Linked DNA regions of Homo sapiens: region 2 is linked to region 1. A link is an interaction called in ENCODE POLR2A ChIA-PET data of the cell type or tissue named here. Cell type or tissue: MCF 10A. All regions are shown on one strand. Links, peaks and the distances in the headings refer to the core of each region. The heading gives the core; the rest is flanking DNA. Region 1 overlaps YAP1 (Yes1 associated transcriptional regulator). Region 2 overlaps YAP1 (Yes1 associated transcriptional regulator).

Region 1 (11,649 bases), core at 1,234-9,233:
AGTAAAGTGTCTTTTTTTCATTGATTCTTTCAAGTCTAATTTAGGTGAATCCTTAGGTTAGTTACTGTTAGTCATGGCTCAAATATAGGTTTAATGAGAAGAGTGTTTCCATAGCCCTTCAAGGGGTCGGATATCTCCTTAGGTAACTTGGAATGATTTCCCTGCTTACTGACATCTCTAAGTTATCTTTCTTTATAAATCTGCATAGTTGGTTCTGCAGTGTCTGCTGACATAGAAATTCAGTTGTTAAATGAAGTAAAAAGTAAAAATTTCACGGCTTTTAACAAACATAGTGGCCAAATTCAAAGCAGCAAGAACATGGAGAGTCTAGTCTGCACATGATACTAGTTTTAACCTAATAAAAAGTAGGAATTTTATTTAAAAGGCTAAAATAAAAAGTTGTAAAAATAATATGAAAATTATAGCCAATTCAGTTATTTTAGTTATGACTTACAGTTTAGTGTTATATATTTGTTTTGTGCTACAAACAGGAGCATACCTTCTTTGATAAAAAGCAAATGAGAGTCTTTAGAATATTCTCCAATACTCCCATGTTTGTCACAGAACCCTAGGCATCAGCCTTTTCTGGAGTCTATAATTTTATTCATTTTAAAGTTTATTGTTAAATACATCCTCATATTTTAAGAGCAAAATAAATTCTTCAAGGAATTTTAAGTTGTTTTATGCTCCAGAGTAATTCATTCACTCTGGCCTTAGGGGGTACAGCAAAAATAATTACGATATTTTGTGATAAGTGCTGTGTTCAGGATGTTAAAGACATGACATGTCTGTGTCTAATCCAATCTCAAGATCGAGATGGGATCACCACGGAGAGTTTCTTCAAAAAGGTAGTGCCTTCACCAGGTCTTAAATAATACGGAAGAAAGGCATGGTATTGAGAGGATGTGTCCTCCCACAGACAGACTACAATGAGTGTAGTATCACTGTTTTAAAGTCACTTCTCACTTTGTAAGATGAGCATGGGAGGAGTCAAAAGTAGAAGATAGAAAAGAAATAAGAGGGATCCCCATAAGACTGCAAGAAAAGTTAAAAAGATGATGAGTATAAATGAAGTTACTTTTGAGGCAAGCAGGAAGAGGTGGCAAGAGGGGCCAGAAAAATCAAAGATTATACCTGATGACCTGGTTTTTTTTGTTTGTTTTGTTTTTTGTTTTTTGTTTTGAGACAGAGTCTCGCTCTGTCACCTAGGCTGGAGTGCAGTGGCGCAATCTCAGCTCACTGCAACCTCAGCTTCCTGAGTAGCTGGGACTACAGGCATACGCCACCACGCCTGGCTAATTTTTTTATATTTTCAGTAGAGACGGGGTTTCACCATGTTGGTCAGGCTGGTCTCCAACTCCTGACCTCAAATGATCCGCCCACCTCAGCCTCCCAAAGTGCTGGGATTACAGGCGTGAGCCACCACACCCAGCCAATGGCCTCAGTGTTCTAATGTAGATGGAAAAGAAATAGACATGGACTTCACTGGCTGGGCATGGTGGCTCACGCCTGTAATCCTAACACTTTGGGAGGCCAATCGCTTGAGCTCAGGTGTTAAGACCAGCCTGGGCGACATATAGTGAGACCTTGTCTCTACAAAAAAATTTGGAGGAAGAGAAAAGAAAAGAAATGGACTTCCCTGAATAGGGGCTTGAGATAGTATGCCATATTTGGAGTAGTGACCATGAGGATGTGAAAAACAACTGACCAAGAACAAAACAAAACAAAAAAACCAATAAGTGGTACTAGGGTCCATCCAAAACCAAAGACCTTTAATTTGTAATGATAACATTCTGGATAGTTATGTGATTTCTTTTTTTTCTTTTCCCTTAGCATTTCTCAGCAATCTCAGAATGAAAATGGAACAAATACACTTTGGCATTGCTTTGGGGTTGGGATTTGCTGGGCTGAGATAAAATTATATGTACATCAGGAATCTAAAAGGTGCTTATGCTGTTTTGAATGATCAGTCATGAATTTAAGCTTGTAGGGAAGGAGAAAAAAAAATAAGATACCAAAAGACAGCCAATAGACTAGACTAGTAAGGAGAGATGGGTCTGGAGTCTCTGAGGTTGGAGGGCTGGTAGAGTGGACATGAGTCTATGCAGGAACTGGTTAGAAAAAAATGTGAGAAAGTAAAATAAGTGCATGTAAGATTTTGGGGAGAGAAGTTTCTAAGCCAGTTCTTGGGTATGACTGAGGGAATTAATGATTGAAATACAGTGATGAAGTGGTCAGTATCATTTCGGTGTAAAGGCGATCCCGGCATTTCAACAATGGGTTATTATATGGGTTTTATGCATGGAGGTCATAATTCCAATGTGATGAATGCAGTTGGAATGAAGAGAAACACTGATCATCGTCTCAAAACATGACTTAAGATTTTAGAGTTGGTTTGGTTTCAAATAACAGGATCTTAGTGGCTGTGCAATGGGTGTTTGAGTGGAGTGGAGATGAAGGTCACTGGAATCCAGAAGGTTCAGGAAGCTGTCAGGTTAAGTGAATTGTCCATTTAATACTGAAGCATGTTAAGAGGCATGGAGAATACTTGGAGTGGCAAGAGGCTTTGACCAGACTCCAGAATTTTCCCGTATATAAGATGGAGTAACGAAGAGATCAGTAAATTTGAGTACAAGAAGCAGTTTACCTTGCAGGGAAGACAGGCAAACAATTTTGGCATTTGGCCAAGTCCCTAGGTTCCCTCTCAGGACATTGGTGTTTGTTTTTTTTTAAAGTACAGGATTGAAAAGAAAAGGAATTTCATTGATACAGTTAAGAAAATATTAAATAGAAACTTGTGATATAACGTGCTTCTTTTTAATGTATAAATAACAAGATCTAAGGCTGGGTGCAGTGGCCTATGCTTGTAATGCCAGCACTTTGGGCGGCCAAGGAGGGTAGATCATCTGAGCCTGGGAGATTGAGACCAGCTGGGCAACATGGCAAAACCCTGTCTCTACAAAAATACAAAAAATTAGCTGGGTATGGTGGTGTGCCTCTGTGGCTGCAGCTACTCATGAGGCTGAGGCAGGAGGATCACTTGAGCCTAGAAGGTCAAGGCTGCAGTGAGCTATAATTGCATCACTGCATTCCAGATTGGGTGACAGAGTGAGACCCTGTCTCAAAAAGATTAAAAAAAAAAAAAATCTAGAAGCACATCTTATAACGTAACTACTGTAGCATTGAAATAGCAATGATCATAAATGGTATTTTAAAATATTTGCAACAACTACAATGTGATATGAAAACATTTATATGTTCTATTGGTGAAAAGTTAGGTACAGTGAATACTAATGGTGCATACTACATTGGAGAAAATGTTGACAAATTTAGCGAAAGTTAATGTGTAATTTTTTTTTTTTTACCCCATTGAAGTTCAGAGACTCTCTGAATTCTGTCATGGTCCGCTGGTTAAGAAACTCTGGTTTAAAGGATGGTATATCCAGAAGGCATAAACCTAAAGAAAAATAAGTGGTATTTGCATGCAGGAGAATTGTAGTTTAGAAGTGGCAGCGTAGAGCTAGGAGAAGCTTTCCATACTTCAGGACCCCATGGCGATTGTGGAGGTGAGGGCTGGAGATGGTGGGGCCGTGCCTCAGTGAGCAGACTTGGCTCAGAAAGCTGTGTGGAAGGATGACGGAGTCAGGCCAGTATCCTTTGTGATAAGAAACTGTATGTATTTCAAATCAAACCCAAAAAGTAGAGGGAAAGAAAGCTGATGGTCTAGTAGAGATGATGTTTACGATAGGTGGAGAGGCACAGTGAAAATTCTTAGGAGGGTAAGAAACAGTGAACAGATAAAGGAGAGAAAAAGGACAGAGTAGTAATGAGTGTGCTACGGATGGGTCACAGTGAGATGAACTGTTTTTGAGGTCCTGGGCAAATACAGGCTGAAACCTGGGAGGTTTGGAAGCCCTTGAAGGCAGGCCTTCTGCAACCATCAGAGTAGCAACCTACAGCCTTTGCTCAGGTTTACAGGGAGAATCCTGCTGAGAAATTGTTGGATGACCCTGAAGAAATTTTACCCCATTTTAAATATTATGTTTGTGGTGGAGAAGCCTTGGGTTTGTGTTTTAACTTCTGATGTCTTTTTTTCATTTTCCTCCTCTCTCCCTGCTAGAGGATGGAACATATTCTATCCAGCTCAGGATAGAAAAACCTAAAGTCAAAATGAGACATTTAATAGCAAAGTGTGAAATAGTGTTGGGGGTTGGGGAAGGATTGGTGTCTTATAGTAAAATCATCAGATGCTATTCTTCCTACTTCTTTTTTTTTGGCGGGGGAGGGGGTCGGGGGGTTCCAAACACACAAAACCATATAAGAGTTGTCGAGTAAAAGCAAACTTTAAGAATTATTTTTTTAGGGCCGGGCGCGGTGGCTCACGTCTGTAATCCCAGCACTTTTGGGGGGCCAAGGCGGGTGGATCACGAGGTCAAGAGATCGAGACCATCCTGGGTAACATGGTGAAACCCCGTCTCTACTAAAAAAAATACAAAAAATTAGCTGGGCGTGGTGGTGCGTGCCTGTAGTCCCAGCTACTCGGGAGGCTGAGGCAGGAGAATCACTTGAACCCAGGAGGCGGAGGTTGCAGTGAGCCAAGATTGCACCACTGCACTCCAGCCTGGTGACAGAGTGAGACTCCGTCTTGAAGAACAAAAAAAAAAAAAAAAAAAGAAGAATTTTTTTTTAAAGACCAGACTTGCCATTCTATAATAACCCAAAGGAGGATTTGGGAGTATCTTCCAGAGTAAGGAAAATAACAAAAAGAAAACAAAGTAGCAAAATGTATATAGGGTGGGGGGTGGTTAATATGACTAGACAGACTTTAAATATATGTAACTTAATTTTTAGTCATTTGAAATGGATAGAATTAGGTCATTCTGATTGGGAAATGTATTAACTTTAAAGTAGATGTTTTTAATCTATCTGCACGGTTACTCTGATGAACGTTTTATTTCTTTAAACCTAACATTAAATGTGTTAATCAGTAGATTGATTCTCTTTGGCTTTATTTTTAATTAGGAGTTAGCCCTGCGTAGCCAGTTACCAACACTGGAGCAGGATGGTGGGACTCAAAATCCAGTGTCTTCTCCCGGGATGTCTCAGGAATTGAGAACAATGACGACCAATAGCTCAGATCCTTTCCTTAACAGGTTGGTGAAAGTTGCTACTGGTGAATATCTGAAAAGGATCATTGCTTTAAAATCATTCTGCTTAGTGCTTGTAATAGGCTATTTGGAACATCTGTGTGGGCCAAAAACCATAGCTGTAAATGAATCTCTCTGTAAATGGCAAGTACATGCAGAGTTGAGGATTAAAAGTTGTCTCCTGTGAGAGGAAGTGAACTGTTCAGACTTGTACAAGGGATACTTATTCAAAGTCATGACGTGTTTGCTTCTGCCTATACTGTTGACTAACAGTTACTTAAAATTACAGAATCATGAAGGAACATGTGAATGCCTTTCTGTGAAAGCAAATGAATTTCATGTTAAACCTACTTAGGATTGCATTATAAGGATCACTGGAAGGAATTTTCCACATAGCTATTCAAGCTAAAACGTTTCACCCAGCAGCACTGTAAGGCCTCATGTTCTTAAGGGCTATAGTCCAAGGAGATAAAATGTAAGGTTGTGCCTCTTTCAAAAATGCACTAAGATTAACGGCAGTATTTGAAAATAACATAGCTTAGGGATGCTTCTTAGTGAGTTACCACAAATCCTGGGTTTCAGACAGATTGCAATATTACATAAACTGCCATTTTGAAGTCTGTAAGCTGAAACAGGTCATATTCTTTGCCTAGGAAGTCATTTAAGATTAAGATTTAACTAAAATTCCTTCTTCTAGGTTGTGGAGTTTCAAACTTTTTAAAATATGGGATTAGTTTACGCTTTGGATTCCTTTTCTAACTGATTTAAATAACACACTTTCTTAAATACTCAAAGGTATTTTGCACTAGGAAAACTATTACACCACCTTTTCAGTTCTCACCAATTGAATTGGAAACTTAGTAATTCCAAGAGAAAATATCTTATCCTGCTAAAAGTATTTAGTGCAATAGAATTCACCATTTACTCAGTTTTTAAGATTAGTACTGGTGGCCTAGTTGGAAGGTTTGATTTTGAAGACCATCTAAAATGTATTTTAAGTTTGTATTTACTCTTCTGACATACACTTTAAAGTTCTAAAAGTAAGTGTATTTATATAAGATTATAGTTCTAGACTTAAACTGAGGCTAATTAAGAGAGGCATAGCCTCAGAACTTTTTTTCCAACAAGGAAAATTTCATATCCATGTAATTCCAGTACCTGTCTTGTTGAAGGGGCTATATTAATCCCAGGGATAAAAATTAGACCATTTTAAAAATGGATAGGCTGCATATCCTTCTGACAGTCACTTATGAAGATTTTTTTTCTTAAAACTTTTGATGAGAGCTGGGCTACAATTTGAGATTCTATTTTCTGGGAAGATCAGAGTGGCAGATAATCAGTGTTACTAATCTAAGGGCAGAATTGTATATGCATTCTCTGCAGTACCCCCAGTTTCTAATAATAACATACATCTGACTTTGACTTTTTTTTTCTTTAAAAAAAAAAACAACTCTTGGCTGGGCATGATGGCTCATGCCTGTAATCCCAGCACTTTGGGAGGCCAAGGCAAGTGGACCACCACCTGGGGTAAGAGTTCGAGACCAGCCTGACCAACATGGCGAAACCCCATCTTTACTAAAAATACAAAATTAGTTGGGCATGGTCACGCATGCCTATAATCCCAGCTACTCGGGAGGCTGAGGCAGGAGAATCGCTTGAACCCGGGAGGCAGAGGTTGCGGTGAGCCGAGATCATGCCGTTGCACTCCAGCCTGGGCAACAAGAGTGAAACTTGGTCTCAAAAAACAAAAAGACAAACAAAAAAACCTCTTGATGGTTTTTCCCTTGTTTACTATTTGATTTATGTATATTCCTTAAGCTCTAAATACTTTTTGCCCCAACTTGCCTTGGCATTGACTCTTAGTAGTAATGCTGAGTTCCCTTAGTTCCCTTTTACTTTTACCCTCAAAGCTCACTCAGATGTCCCCCTCCATGAAACTTTTACCCTTTACTTCTAAGCTCCCTGTTTGTTCTGAAAGCACTGTGCTTACATCTGAGTTCATATAGCCCCTAAATATGATTCATTAGTATATTTGTTCATTTCCCTCCTTGAAGTTGTGAGCCTCTCACAAAACATTGTTTGTAGGTGGTGGTGATTGTTAACCTCTTTATCCTCAAAGCCTAGTCTAATGCCTGTCATGTAGTAGCAGATGCTCAGTGAATGTTTACTGAATGAGTGGGGCCTGTAGGAAGTGGGGTTCTGCAGGGAGCAGTTCCTCACCAGGAAAATGGCCCTGTAAACTCTGTCCTCAGGAATGCCCATGTGCTTCCCCTGTGGTTTGGAATGAACTCTGCGCAACTCTGTAAGTTCAGTTATTCAGTAATAGACTAAAATGTCTGATGTGTGTCCCATGCTTAGCAGCCGAATAGAGTGATGACTAGGACCAGGCTCTTGTCCCAGATCAGGGCAGGCAAAATACAAACAAACCACATCCTGAGGCCTTCTCATATATGGCTGCATTGTATACCAATGGTCTCAGAGGCAAATGTGTGTTTTCTTGGATCTGTGTGAGGCTTTTGAGCCTTGGCAAAATCTGGCAGAAGCATTAGAGTAAACCAGTGATGGCAGTATATAGAATGAGGGGAGAGAGAGAACAAGGCAAATGCATTGCATCATTTAGGGAAGGCAGTTGGGGTATTGACTGAGCTTTTAGCCTTGAGCAATTGTTAAACTTGTTTTTATTTTTTAACTTTTATGTAAGTTAAATAGCTGCTTATTAAATGTACAAGCCGTAGAGAAAGTTGAAGTTCACACTCACACAGACCATTGAAGAATAACAGCTGCCTTGATTTTATGCGTTTCTCTAAGATTTTGTAGAGTTAGTAGAACTCAGGGAATGCCAGCTGATGTCTAGATGCTACTAGCTTAGGAAAGTGTTCTATTTCTCAGGGTAATGGATATTTACCATACTTTTAATGTAAATCTGGGAAACCTTACTTAGTCTAAAGTGAAAATCTGTGTTGGGTCATTTTATTTTCAAGGGATGTGCCTTGCAGTTTTTTGTTTTGCTCTTTTCTTTAACTGGAGCTATATGATTTCCCGTTTCGTTTCGTACTGAAGTGTTTGAGGCTTTTTCCTCCCCCGCCCAAACACAGAAGCAAGGAGATCAAGCCACGAGTATTCTTATCTTATTGGCAGTGACTCACCTATTTTGGCTCAGTCCTAAAAGGAATTCTGGTGGTTTATTTGGGGTTGATTTTTCCTTGGCTTATGTTCTCTGCACAATAGCTAGGAATTTAACTTGAGTCTAGTGCAGACCTGTCTCCTCGCCCACCTGGAGTTTGTGTTGTGACGTCTCTGTGCCACCACCACCTGGAGAATTGAGGCCTTGGGACAAGTAAGTTGTATGGGTTCCTCCGCACCCCCAGATTCAAATGATATTACAGAGAGGAGAATACTGATGCAGAGAATTTTCTGTCAGCCAGGAAAACTAACTGGGGGTATCTTTTTTTGTCCCTTATTGTCACCAAGCACAGAACCTTAGGAGAAATCTTGGTTCCTTAGAGCTGCCAGCTTCAATTAGGATTAACTTGTCTATTTCACTTCATAGCACAAGCCCTGTCTATGGCCCTGAGGGAGGGTGCTTGTTTCAGACATTGCAGGACAGGAATTTTCACTAATCCTCTTTGAGAATTATGTTGCTGCTCAGCAGGTGTTTATTTTTACCTTGAATTGATTTTTAAAATTTTTTGTGTTGGTCTTTAACTGTCATGTTTATGTAGTGGCACCTATCACTCTCGAGATGAGAGTACAGACAGTGGACTAAGCATGAGCAGCTACAGTGTCCCTCGAACCCCAGATGACTTCCTGAACAGTGTGGATGAGATGGATACAGGTTGGTATTCTTTATTCCTCTTAGTAACCTGACTTAACAGTGGGATATGTTATCACCAGGTCTCATAAGGTATTGTAAGCAAAGATGATTCAGAAGAAAACCAATTAAAATCCTGTAAATTTGAATTAAATTGATCCTGCTTTGTCTCTATACGGTGATTTGTAACTTGTCTTTTCCTAGTTTAAAAAAATATATATCATGGATTGGCCGGGTGCAGTGGCTCATGCCTCTAATTCCAGCATTTTGGGAGGCCAAAGTGGGTGTATTGTTTGAGCCCAGGAGTTCAAGACCAGTCTGGGCAACATGGTGAAACCCCATCTCTATAAAAAAACATACAAAAATAAGTCAGCTGTCATGGTACATGCCTGTAGTCCCAGCTACTCAGGAGGCTGAGGTGGGAGGATGGATTGAGCCCCGGTGATCACACCACTGCACTCCAGTTTGGGTGACAGAATGAGACCTCTTCTCAAAAAAAAAAAAAAAAAATCATAAATTGGATATATTAGCTCTATTTGAATAAAACTCTGATAACATGACTTATGTTAGCATGTTGATCTTAATTGGCAGGACAAACTGACAACCCTGTTAGAACATCTCTCTCCTTATAGATTAGTGTCCTTAATTTTGAGAGATGTCTACATGTAATTCAGTGTTTGTCTTCATCTTTTCTCTAAGAGTTTTTGGTCCACCTTAAGTGTTATGGGGCTCAGGAAACCAGGTGGGAAAGACTAGGAGGTGGGGCTCACTTACTTTGTTAGAATAGTTGCAGAAGGCCAGGTGCGGTGGCTTAAACCTGTAATCCCAGCACTTTGGGAGGCCGAGGTAGCCAGATCACGTGAGGTCATAAGTTCAAGACCAGCCTGGCCAACATGGTGAAACCCTGTCTCTACTAAAAATATAAAAATTAGCCACATGTGGTGGTATGCACCTGTAATCCCAGCTACTCGGGAGACTGAGGCAGGAGAATCATTTGAACCCGGGAGGCGGAGGTTGCAGTGAGCCAAGATCACACCACTGCACTCCAGCCTGGGTGACAGAGCAAGACTCCGTCTCAAAAAAAAAAAAAAAAAAAAAAAAAAAGAATAGTTGCAGGGGTCTTGCAGGAGCTAAGAAATACCTGCCTCACAGGGGTAATTACGGAAGCATTTCTCCTGTGGCTTACCTGGCAACCATTGCCCTAGAGTTGACAACTGCCAGAGTGCATGAATTGGCAGGGAAATGAAGCTGTTCTTTAGCTACCAACTCTTTCACTAACTGCTTCTATTCTGAAAGTGTTTAGCAAGGCTTTTGTGCCTGTATTCATCCAGCTCCTGGCTTTGATGCTTTCTAGAATCCACACTACCCCTCCTCTCTGATTATCTAGATGTTAAATCATCCTTAGGAGCCACTTCAAACCCATTTCACACACAACACCTTTACTTACTCCTCTAATCTGTATTGCTCTCTTCTCCAGACCCCTGTAGCACTTAATGGTTTATGTTAGTTTTTCTGAAAGTATGTTCTATTGAAGCTCTGAGGAGTGTTAATGTTGTCATATGCAAAAAAGGCTCTGTGGCCAAGTAAGTTTGGGAAACCTAGAAGCAAGGCTAGGAAGATGGATTTATTCAAAGCCCTCTGGGAAGGCTTGTTTTGCTGTTAGGAAGGTGCATCTCCTAAGGGTAGAATAAAGTATTCTTGCAGTCTTTCTATTTTAGTGTTTCCCAAAGTATATTTAAGGCCAAGGTAGGTCTATACCACTCATGTTTATGTTTAGTCTTATTATGGTGGTGCTTATCTGGAAGACAGGGTAGTGATGCTGTCGTGTTGTGTACTTGTTCTTTCTCCCGCTGCTGCATATAATTTTTCAAGGGCTTTTTTATTTTTTTCATGACTCCTTTAGTGCTCAGCACATAATAGCAATCAAGCTGTTATTGGATATCTGAACAATGTTGAAGCAAAAGTAAACTTGGCATTGTTATTTTGTTATCTGTGAGTTGTTTGACCTGATATAAATTCTAGGTATCAGTTTAGGTCAGTCAGGAGCGCTTTTCTTTCCCTGTGCATTTCTCTGTGCTCATATGATACAGCCCTGATGTTAGCTTTTCAAAAAGGACTTTGTTATCTCTGTGTGTTTCCACTAGGTGATACTATCAACCAAAGCACCCTGCCCTCACAGCAGAACCGTTTCCCAGACTACCTTGAAGCCATTCCTGGGACAAATGTGGACCTTGGAACACTGGAAGGAGATGGAATGAACATAGAAGGAGAGGAGCTGATGCCAAGTCTGCAGGAAGCTTTGAGTTCTGACATCCTTAATGACATGGAGTCTGTTTTGGCTGCCACCAAGCTAGATAAAGAAAGCTTTCTTACATGGTTATAGAGCCCTCAGGCAGACTGAATTCTAAATCTGTGAAGGATCTAAGGAGACACATGCACCGGAAATTTCCATAAGCCAGTTGCAGTTTTCAGGCTAATACAGAAAAAGATGAACAAACGTCCAGCAAGATACTTTAATCCTCTATTTTGCTCTTCCTTGTCCATTGCTGCTGTTAATGTATTGCTGACCTCTTTCACAGTTGGCTCTAAAGAATCAAAAGAAAAAAACTTTTTATTTCTTTTGCTATTAAAACTACTGTTCATTTTGGGGGCTGGGGGAAGTGAGCCTGTTTGGATGATGGATGCCATTCC
Region 2 (11,649 bases), core at 2,442-10,441, 79 kb before region 1:
ACTGCAGCCTCCGCCTCCCGAGTTCAAGCAATTCTCTTGCCTCAGCCTCCTGAGTATCTGGGATTACAGGCGCGTGCCACCACGCCTGGCTAATTTTTGTATTTTAGTAGAGACAGGGTTTCGCCATGTTGGCCAGGCTGGTCTCAAACTCCTGACCCTGTGATCCGCCTGCCTTGGCCTCCCAAAGTGCTGGAATTATAGGCATGAGCCACTGTGCCCAGCTGATAGGGAACTAAGTTCTTTGGTGCATTGGTTATCTTTTGCTGCATTAACTGACTATGGAAAAAATTAGTGGCCTAAAATAATAATTCTGTCATTCGAGTTGGGCTCAGCTGAGCAGTTCTTCTGCTGATACTGCCTGAAGTCACTCATGCATCTGTATCTGGGAGCTATACTGGGGCTGGAGGGTCTAGGAAGGTCTCTCACTCAAATGTCTGGTGCCAGCTCATCTGGGCCTTTCTTTTCACGTTTTCACCATTCATCTGTTTAGTCCAGGCTTCCTTAGGTGTTGCTGGGAACATTCCAAAAGGGGGAAGGTGGAAGCTTTAAGGCCTCCTGAGGCCATTGTACAATTTCACTTCTACCACATTCTGTTGTAGATTAGTTTAGGCATGAACTGAAATGGAAAATTTAGCAGAAATGGATCCTGGATTTTCTGGTACCCGTGTTTCGTTTAATTACTTTGTTGCTTTCTCTCCCTCCCTGAGTTCAATTAAGTTGAGAAAAGTGTTCATTGTTATTACTGATGGATTAGACTTTATTTGCTCTTCATTGAATGTTTCAGTTAATTTACAGACTAGTAAATTATCTGAGTCATCAAGTTATGTACGTGTATGTGGGTATCTATATACATAAATATAGATAAAATAATGCAGGAGGCGAATACTTGCAGTGGCTTTAGGATGATTGTTATATTCCTGTGGTTCCTGCTTCCCAGAAATGTTTTCTGTGATTACATCACACGTGTCCAGGTTTCTTATGAATGAACACTTAAGGAGCACTGCTTCACTGGAGGGTAATTAACACATTCTCAGACATTTAATTTCAAAAGCAAAGCATATATGTCTTTCTCTAAAGGCCCATGAAAACAAGTTTTTTTTTTTTCTCTTCATGAAATTGAGTGATTATAAAAACTGATTTAATCCATTGTAATTTTTTGTTATCCAAAAGTTGATTTTAAACAGTGAATCAGATTTCGGCACTGTGATTCATACTCCCAAAATGAGTAACATGATTAGCAGGATATTCCTAGTTGTTCTCTTGACTTAAAAAAAAAAAAAGTCCATGGTGACTCCTCCATTTTTGGTAGTGGAGTTGTATTGGGTCTATGAAGAGGCTTTGCGAGAAAAAAGAGCAGCTATTTATGGAGCATTTCCTCAGGCCTGCAATTTGAAGCTATTATAGCAAAGTTGCTGAGCAAGTCCGTGATTGCAGGCCAACAGTCATTCAAGCCCCCATCCTGCAGTCTGTGTGGAGTGAGTTCAAAACTACTGCTGTGCAAAGTTTTCCCTCTGCAGTGTTTATCAGTTGCCTACTTTGTAAAGAGCAAGGGTTTCAGGCATTCTAAACCCGCTTTGTTAACTGGTAGATTATTAAGCAGTTACAGGATATAAGCTAGTTTTTGGGTGTTCGGGAGATTGTTCAGCATTTAAGAATACAATGATTCCCCCATCCCCTACTCCCTTTTAGTTACTTAAAATCAAACCATCTTATCATAAAATGCAGATTTTATGCAGATTTTTCCAGCAGTTTTACTTACGCTTATAAAAACAGATGTTGGGTTGTCTGTCAAAGGAATTATATCCTGTAGACCTGGAATCTGTGTTTGAGGGGAATTTGATTTTAGATTGTAGATTGCTTTGTTGCCTACCTATGAAAACATCATTTATTTTTGTGTAGGGTTTTGTGAGCTTTTTTTTTAAATGGTGACAGAAAATGAAAATAGCCTAATTGTGTTTTTTATCATCAAAGGATGAAATTGGCTTATCTGAATTTGGCTGGAAAATTTGATTTGGTATCAGCAAATGATGAACTGAAAATCAATGAGCTTTAATCTGCTCTGGATAATATTAACAGGGGTTTATCCTAAATAGGACTCTTCTAACCTGTGAATCTTAGAACCTTTCCACTTTTTGGTGTCAAAGTTTTAAAGCATAGTAGCTTTTCTGTATATATAGTCTGATAGTGTAAAAAAAATTGGGTGTTGTTGCATGTTATTCTCTGTCCCTGTAAAAAAAAAAATCTGTATTTTTCCATTGTTCTGGAAAAAATTCAATTTCAAGGAAAATTTTATATAGCTACTAGAAAATTAGTTTTTAGCAATATCTATGATTTTCATTTCAAGAAAGCAACAATTGATAGGAATTATGTTTTGAGGATTGAAATCTACTCTAAATTGAAAGTGTTCACATTTAATATAATAATCTAGGATATTTAAAAGTCATATGGGCATTCTATAAAAGAGAAGTATTTCTTAATCTGTTTCAGTACCCCCCATGCCAACAAAACTACGCATGATAGCAACACACACTAAAAAGAGAAAGAACAGTGTCATTAAAGGATGTCCCCCAGATTACTAGGCCTTTTAAAAATGACATCTTAGGCCTGGCGTGGTGGCTCACACCTGTAATCCCAGCACTTTGGGAGGCCAAAGCGGACGGATCACGAGGTCAGGAGTTTGAGACCAGCCTGGCCAACATGGTGAAACCCTGTCTCTACTAAAAATACAAAAATTAGCCGGGCGTGGTTGTGCGCACCTGTAATCCTAGCTACTTGGGAGGGTGAGGCAGGAGAATCACTTGAACCTGGGAGGTGGAGGTTGCAGTGAGCTGAGATCGTGCTGTTTCACTCCAGCGTGGGCAATAGAGTGAGATTCCATTTCCCAAAAAAAAAAAGACATCTTAATCCCTACGTTCTCTTGGGTTTCAGTAAGATTGGGTGAAATAGTGAGTTTCTTAACTGTGGCAGTTACAACTGAGAGAAATTTTCTAGTTCTGTTACATAAATTGAAATTGAGGACATTTCTATTTCACTGAATGGTGGCTTTTGGGAAGTGGTCCTTAGATGTTGTTGCCTCACCTTTGTGCCTCACCCCCATCTTTTCCGGAACGATTTAAATGAAATATACATTCCCTTAAGATTCAGCTCAGGTGTTAATTCCTCTAGAGAGTCTACCTAGATTTTTCCTGTCCAAAGTCTGCCTTGGGAGTCCCTCATGGCCTTTCACAACTACACTGCATTGGGAATATGAGTTTTCACTTTGGACTTGATATTGTGTCTTGTGTGCCTAGCATAGAGATGCAGCACAATATGAATGCTCACCAAAAAGAAGTTGAGAACTATTTTCGTGTTCCCAGTCATTTCAGAAGCATTGACTTATTTTTACCTGTTTTGGTGTCTTTATAAAGCTTCAGCACCATGCTCAGAGGTATGGGACAAGGATTGAGAGCAATGCAGTCCCTGTCCTCGGTTAGGAGGCAAGGTGGGTGCAATGGTAAGAAGTGGTATGAAAAAATATCCAGTTGGCGCTAAACAATGTGGTAAGCCCTAAGTAATGTAGCTTAGGAACTCAGGAAAAAAAGAGAGACTTACTTCTGTGTTGGAATTCTTGGAGAAGTTTGGTCTTTGGTTGTATTTGAAAGATGGATAAGAATAGACAGAATAGGATTTTATTCTGTATTGAATCCTTTTGTTGACTTTGCTTTATCTGTCATGGTTTTATAACAACATGTAATTTTAGTATTTCTGCATTTGGTTAAAAAAATTTCCTCTCATTTGAATTTTAGGTGCCTGATTGCTTATTCTCCTCCACTAGATGTGGTAAGGCCCATTGGACCCACCATTGTGTCTTATGCACTTAGCATAGTTTGTCTGGTATGCAATAGATATTTGAGAATGTGGTGTGCCAGCTGATTTACTGACTGAATTCTGGAGCATTGTTTTCCTCATTTGTAAAATTCGGGGATTGGAATATGTGATTCGTAAGAACTTTTGCAGCTCTAAAATGCTGTGAAATTCAATAGATTTCCTGTGAATTCTCAAGTCTATATATATTTTCTAGTGTGATAACATTGTATTTGCAGTGTTTTTCATGTAGAATAAAGTATAAGTTTAATATATAAATGTTATCATTAATCCAGAAGATTTAGTAATGTTGGCAATAGGAGGAGTATTTTCAGAAGGATTTTTCTTACTGTTACTTAACTGATATTTTGGAGGAAAATGAAGAATAAAAGCTCTAACAGTGACATTATAGAATTTAGGTAGAAATTAAGAGGGAGTTGATATTTAGGGCTGAAAAAGAGAGGGCCAACCTTTCTAGAGAAAGATCGATGATTAGTTTTTGGTTGTAGTTTTGGTAAGAATGCAAAGTAATTTTAAGCAATATTTGTCCTGTTTGAGAAAATGCTAACATATCACAAATTGTTTATTATCTGTCAAACTGTGGAAAAGAAATTAAAGAAGTTTGAGATTTTAACTTGCAGCTGTTTCTGATTTGTACTTTTCTCTTAGCATGAAGACTGAGGCAGTCACCATTCCTGAGAGCCAAAAAAGGGCCGTCTTCAGCCTTCTGAGGGAAGAGCTATTCATTGATGTCAGAGCCATGGCATAGCCAGACACTTTCCATAGCTTTGAGAATCTATTCTTGACAGTCAGTTTTAGTTTTAGACTGTTTTGATTGTCAAGTACAACTCAGAAGTTTTGTATGTGTCACTTTCCATAGCTTTCAGAATTTATTCTTTACAATCAGTTTTAGTTTTAGATTGTTTGGATTGTCAAGTAAAACTTAGAATTTTTTTTTATTTTATGAGTAGGGTAATAATTTATACTTAGATTTAATTTCAAAGAACCGTTTGTGGCTAATAAGATATTTTCAAACTTTTTTAGTAATTGATAGGAACTTCGTTTTGAGCATATAACATTTGTTTTATGTCCTGCATTTGATATTACTGCTTTGAAGTGAGAGCAACTGTATCTTAAATACTTAGGTGTAGTCTCTTAACGTGTGTTACCTCTTTTAATCCTCTTCATAGTTAACTGTTTTATAAATTGGGGGCCTGCTTTGAAGAGATTAAGTAACTTAAACAGGTTCACCCGTCCAGGTATGTGTCACTCCAAAGCAGGAGCAGTTTCTGTGACCCTATGGCTGCCTCTCTGCAACCATTAAAAGGTTTTTTTTGTTTTTTTGTTTTTGCCCTTCAACAAGTTTTGGCATAGGTTAAGAGAAATATAGACTATATTGCGTTTTCTGTAGTATCTCATATGGCATACTTATTCATTTGGTGATCAGTAAATACTTGTTGAATTAAACTGGGGCACTTGCTATGTTCCTTAAAAGAAGTGGCATCAATAAGGAAGAATTAAGTACTGTTGCAGAAGCTCACCAGATGATTCTGATGTATCCATCCACTTACCAAATAGTTGTTGAATGAACTGGAAAATTTTCAGATTTAAGATATGATTGGCATATACTTTTTCATATCATCAAATACATCCATCAAGCCATGAGATGGGTAGACCCTCATTGTACAGATGTGGAAATGTTCACCAACATTAGCCAGCACACCCCCCATATCTGCCCCAACCCTCAAGTTTCCTTGATTATTTTATGTATGTGCGATAATGTGTGATACTACTACTACATAAACTGTAAAGGGCCATATATATGTTCCCCTTTATTACCTGACTATTGCTAACAGCAGAACACATAGTGTAGGCATGAAAGGAAGGCTACATAGCCATCTTGTTTTATCTGAAAACCAGTGTTTTAATCGAACAGGTTACTTGTTAGTACTTACATATTGACTTAGAAGTTGATAAAGATTTCATTTATGCTTGTGTTGCTCAGTTTTTGTATGATAACTGTGAAAACAGTAGCAAATTCAAATTGACAGTCATTTGTCATAACCTCCTTAATGGAACTGTCCTGCTTGGAATTTCCCACTTCTGGGAATGATAAGCAATAGGAATGATTTCTTTCATAGTACCTGATTAAGATAAAGTGGCCTTCATCATAAAGACGTGTAAAGAAAACTAAGCAAATGTAGAGGCTGACAGATATTTGTAGAGGGCATCCCAGCATTGGCAGTCCAGCCTGAGAAGAGACAGGATGACCTCCAGGGTGCTTTCTGGCTCCAGACCTGTGATCAAGAGTCCATAAGCATAGCTGATTGAGCACTGAAAGTAGTGATTACCAGAGAAACCAATGTTTAATGAAAAGTGAAAATTCTTGACATTGTAGAAATGATTATTTATGCCTATATACATAGAGAAATCCCAGTAATATTTTCTCAACTATGTACAGAATTAGTTCAGGTTATATAGTTCTTGTCATGATCTTAGGGCCAAATTATTCCCATAGGAGTAAAGTACATATTCAATTGTATTATTTAAATTGGAGAAAAAAATTTATGTAAAGAAAGTTACCTTATGCCATTTTAGAACCTCTGCTATTTAAAGTAAGTCACCTGTTGTATGAATTTGTAATGTGGCTTATTGATTTTTCTAGGATGCATATTTTTAAAGAGCAGAATAAGCTTCTGCTTTCAGGAATTCAGCCTAGTATTTCAAATGAGAGCTCATGTATTGCAACATTATTTATCTATTTTTGTAAAGGGCTGTTAATCACTTGGTGCCACCCTGTCTGAGTTGTGTGCTTGTAGATTGTTCACATGAAATCACTTGATATGGCATCTCATTTCTGCAAGAATTTTTTCTGTATTTTTAGCCCACCAGCCTAGCATGAAGTTAAATTATTTAATAGAAATATTTAGAGACCAGAAGCTTACTTTTAATTTTGCGAATGTTGCCTTACCCTTTTTGGAATAGGTTACTGTTTAAAAACGTGTCGATGTAGTTATGCAATATAATTCATTTATCCTACCTTTGGCCAAAACACACACACACACACACACACATACACACACTCATGCTCACACACTCATGCTCACACACACTTATTCTGTCTCTCTCTCTCCTTCTCCTTCCCTCCCTCTCAGCTATTTCTGAGCACAGAGTCTTTTGTTTAAAAGAGGGATTAGTATGTCAAATTTGTTTCTATATTGTATTTCTGGGTTTGAAGTTTTACTGGATACTTGGTTTTTGGTAAGGCTGTCATTTAATGCCTCTTGAATTATTCTGCAGGAGTATTAGCAAGAGTTGTAAACCGGAGTTCATATGTGAAATGTGAGACTGTGACCTCTTGATCCAGAGGCCAGGACTGTTGCCAACTGAACCAAACCCTTCCTTTTCCTAAGAATAGAAGTGCTCTGCCTAATGATTGGAGTTCAGCTCAGTGTTTTTGGTGTTCTCCAGTAATTGGTTAGAATCTCACCAATTGTGTTTTGAGTGGCCAAGCAAGTATTTCTTTGTAGGGATAAAGAGAGGTACAATGTGAATAATTTCTTTAAAGAGTTCATGAAGGAATTCTGGTATATCAGAAATACCACTGATATGTATGACCTGCCTCTGCTCCTGCCCCATAGAAGTTGCTATCAAATGTGGAAAGACACTGTGGAAAGAAGTGTCCATTTTTAATGTTAAATGTAACCAATTTGATAAGAAACCTATAATAATTGTATCATCTAGGTCTCTAATACTTGAAAACTTAAGTTCTATAAATTATAAATATTGAACTGAGAAAAAAATTGAAGGTAAAAGACGTTATTAGGACAAAGAATTAGGTTATTTGTGAGGCAGTAAATGTAAAATGTTGACTGTATTTTATAACCTATTAGTTTGAACTGTTCAAAATCAGAACATAGTGAGCTTCACAAGTTTTCATCTTATGGACAGGATTAATAATACTTCATAAATTCACTATTCCCATTCTCAGATCCAAGATGCCTTATATATATTTCTACTTTCCTTACTCCTTTGCTCACTCATTTTGCTCATTGGACTTTCCAGTATTTGCAGTGTTTTGATTCCTGACTGTCTTGAAGTCTTTCAGGACAAAAGTGGCTATGAAGCTGCTGTCTGCCAGAGAGACTAAAAGAGAAGCCCTCTTCTTTGACCCAGATAGTAAAGATAGATCATTTGATCAAAATTCAGTTAGGTCAAGTTAGTTAAGTCAGAATGTCAAGGAATCAGTTTAGTTAGTTAAGTTAGTTAAATTACATATAAGTAATGTACTTGGACAAGTCATAGAACGATGACCTACAGATTAAGGTCCATAGCCTGGCCCCATATCACCTTTCTAGCCTCATCTCTCCCTCCCTCTTTTTTAATTAATAAAAGACAAATAGAGACAGGGTCTCACTATGTTGGCTAGGTTAGTCTTGAACTCTTGGCCCCAAGCAATCCTCACACCTAGACCTCCCAAAGTGCGAGGGTTACAGGCGTGAGCCACCACACCCGGCCTCTAGCCTCATCTGCATCTGCCATCTCTCCTCCTCACTCCTCTCTCCTGCCTGTGAGACACCACCAATTGGATGTACTGAAGAGATGCACCTCTTTTACATGTTGTATATTCATGCATGCATTGGTAGCATTGTAAATGCTCTTTACTACTTCAGCTACTTACCCTGAGAAGGTCTTACACACCCCTCATTTTTACTTTATCGTTTAAGGCTCTCAGATCTAACTCAAATGTGTCACCATCTTTTTCCTGTAGCTCGTACTAATAACATTTGAACCCCTCCCTTATCCCAACTTCTGTAGCATTACTTTACTCATTTTTATTCCTATAGCATTTCCTCAACTCTAATATGTCTATTTTTTACATTTTAACCTCTGAAATTAGGGTACTTCTTACAATTCATGGGATCTTAGTTTTGATTAAACAAGGTACTTCCATTCTGGTGGAGAATTGAGATTCTGTGCTTGCCTTGCTTCTGGAACTTTCATTCTTGGGTCCATATCTCTAATTCCTCTTCCAGCACGACAACTAATAATTTGTGCTCAAATGTTGCTAAATGGAATTAAAATACTGTGTCTGGCTTTTACTATATTCAGGGGAATTTCAAGGGCATGATTTGTTCTGAAATCTATCAATAATAACAATAATGATTAGCATTTAGAGAGTCTTTATTTTGTGCTAGGCACTGCTTTAATTCCTTTATCTGGAGTAACTCAGTGAGTCTTCACAGTAACTCTGTTATCTCTATTTTATTTTTGAGAAAGCTAGGGTACAGTTCAGCCAAAATCGTAGAACTAATAAGTGGCACACTTAGGATTCTAGCTCTGTTAATCTGGCACCAAAGTCCACGTAACCACTGTTATATACTAAAATGTATTTGAATGTTTATTTAACCAGCTCTGCGCTTTGTGCTTTAGCTGCATTTTTTAATGTAATCCTCATTATAGCCACATGAGGATTTATAGTGTAGTATGCCAGAACACTCCAGTAGTCATCTTTAGATGTAAATTCTAGTCTCTATTCTGATACTATGAAGAGATAAACATATTATAGTAAATTTCTACATGTACATGCGGGAGTTTGAGGGCTAATAAGATGATCTTTCTAGTCTTTTCTACCTTTTGAAATCATTAAATTTAATTGCTGAAATAAATCCAGACTCTGGTGGAAATGAACTAACATTGAGCACCTTTTATGCTTAAGGCAGGTGCGCATTATCCCTATTTACAGATGAGGAAAAGAAGTTCAAAGATGAAATAATATGACCAACTTATTGAACAAGAAGTACAGGCAGAATCTGTTTCAGCATTGAATCTCCACCCCTGAGGATGGCTTCTACACAGGCAGAGCCTCTGTGATATTATTTTTATTTTTGGGGTTTTTAGGAAATCTTTTTTCTCCACCATTTTTTTATTTCACCATTAAGTTATCTTAAAACCAGGTCATTAGCTGTCTTTTGCTTACGTATTTTAGTTATTTTCAACAGCTTTTACTAAACATTTCGTAACCATGTACATATTACTTAATATTAACCACACCATTTCTCTGTCATCTATACCACAGGCTTTAAAAACTGGCATATTAGAGATATTAGAATGATAGTCATGTGAAAGGAGAAGAAAATGTCTACTATGTAGATTTTAGAAATTATTGGAGTATATTGTGGAAGTTAAAGTTATAGAAAGGATTTTGAAAGCATCTTTGAATTTTCTAGCATTGTGTTAGCTTTATGACTATCCTTGGTTATTTAGAATAATTAACACAGAGTAGTCTATATTAGACACTTAAGAATTTTGAATGCTTTTACTCTGTTTTAAAATTCTAGCCAGTTTCATAACATGAAATTAATAGAGCATGCTTAAAATTGGGAAACTTTGGTGTTTCTTAGTTGACTTGTAAGAGATTGCAGCTTTGATCTCTAAGCTGCAAGTAAACATCTGACTTGTCTATAAACACATGGTTTCAAGGCTTTGGGGGAGCCTAAGAAGATCATTGGTTTGAAAGCTGAAATAAGTGTACATTTATGACACTTGTGTTTCTGCAAAAAGAGAAGCTTTGGATTAAGTTTATCTGAGAAATGTTGTGTGATAGACAAGAACTGAAAAAAACAAGAGCTATGACAAAGACTTAGGTGGTTTAGTGGTGGTTCACTCAGTTCAATAAATCCCGTGTACTTAACGTGTGCTACACACTGATGGTTTTTGGATGGCATTAATGTGCCTAGTTTAAGGATTCCATGAGAGTTCATGATACTCAGTATTGGTGTCAACTTGGGGGTAACCATACAGCACTAGAATCATTATAAAGTATTTATTCAATATATTTTTAAGATATTATTTCTCTTACTGTTCTCTGGACAAGACATCAGTATCTGAAATGCCTTTCCTCACCTTCTGTCTGTTCTTGGTCATTATATCAATCTACTTTTAAGAACATATACAAATTATGCTTTTTATTGCACATGTAGAGATTTAATATAGGAGGAAATGTTTGAAAGTATATAAAAGCCAAAAGAACAAATAAATGATCTCATAACCGATTGATAACTTATTGGCTGTATATTTTCAGACTGTTTAACTATAATCTTTTAATATTGCCAAACAGTTCTCTAGTACAGTTATAACTATTTGTTGTTCCACTAGCTGCAAATGATAGATAGAGCCTATTAAAATATTACTTTTTTACTGCTTTGTGTGGTATTCTGATATCTTTTACCTCTTCATGTGTTGCTATGTAGTTTTTGTTGGTTACAGTTTGAAATATGAGTTCCTTTTGCTTATTAAAGTGACATTTCTGGGCAAAACACCATACTGGAGGATTTGGAGGAAATCTTGAAATTGTTCCTAAAGGCAACAAATTGAAGATATATTAATGCTATGTAACCTGAGCACATTTAGATAGGAGATCACCAGCCATTGGAGTCAATCTGCAACTTCCTGAACAGGCATGTTTTGGAGCCAGGCTTTGAAGAAGCTGTAGGATAAGAGAAGGAAGAGACATGGTTTGTACAGGGAGATGGAATAAGATGGGTATGATATGTATGCTGGATTAGAAATTGATAGGATACCTTCAAGAGAGAAAAGAAGCTAGTGAGATAAAGGGTTCAAAATGAATGTTAAGCCAGGAGATGGATGAAAGAGGAAGGCAGATTTATTGTCAAGGGAGGGGAAAGACTAACATCAGTTATGTTTAAGGGAAGCTGGCCTAGCAATTTACATGGAAGTGGCTTGTGATACAGGGAGTATAGTTTAAGTCTTTTAAGGTATATGTGAAATGATTGGCCAAACTTG

Evidence for each region. Peaks named below come from ENCODE experiments on the same cell type or tissue, not always from the same donor. Only the 100,000 strongest peaks of a DNase experiment are listed, where the experiment ranks them.
Region 2: POLR2A ChIA-PET joins it to region 1 with 11 read pairs; 4 of 35 experiments call an interaction of 5 or more read pairs at or near these places.

Annotation. Positions count from the first base shown.
Region 1 is chr11:102,218,600-102,230,248 of GRCh38, forward strand. YAP1 (Yes1 associated transcriptional regulator) reads left to right here. Exons shown (of 9, transcript NM_001130145.3): 7 at 5,023-5,153; 8 at 8,870-8,982; 9 at 11,103-11,649. The coding sequence ends at 11,341. Among named protein-coding and RNA genes, the nearest start is that of BIRC3, 93 kb to the right of the region's middle. In MCF 10A, for the core only: no CTCF peak of the experiment used is centred there; DNase peaks (open chromatin) are centred at 5,382, 7,512 and 8,292.
Region 2 is chr11:102,137,962-102,149,610 of GRCh38, forward strand. All of the region lies in intron 2 of YAP1 (Yes1 associated transcriptional regulator), which reads left to right. Among named protein-coding and RNA genes, the nearest start is that of YAP1-DT, 33 kb to the left of the region's middle. In MCF 10A, for the core only: no CTCF peak of the experiment used is centred there; a DNase peak (open chromatin) is centred at 7,220.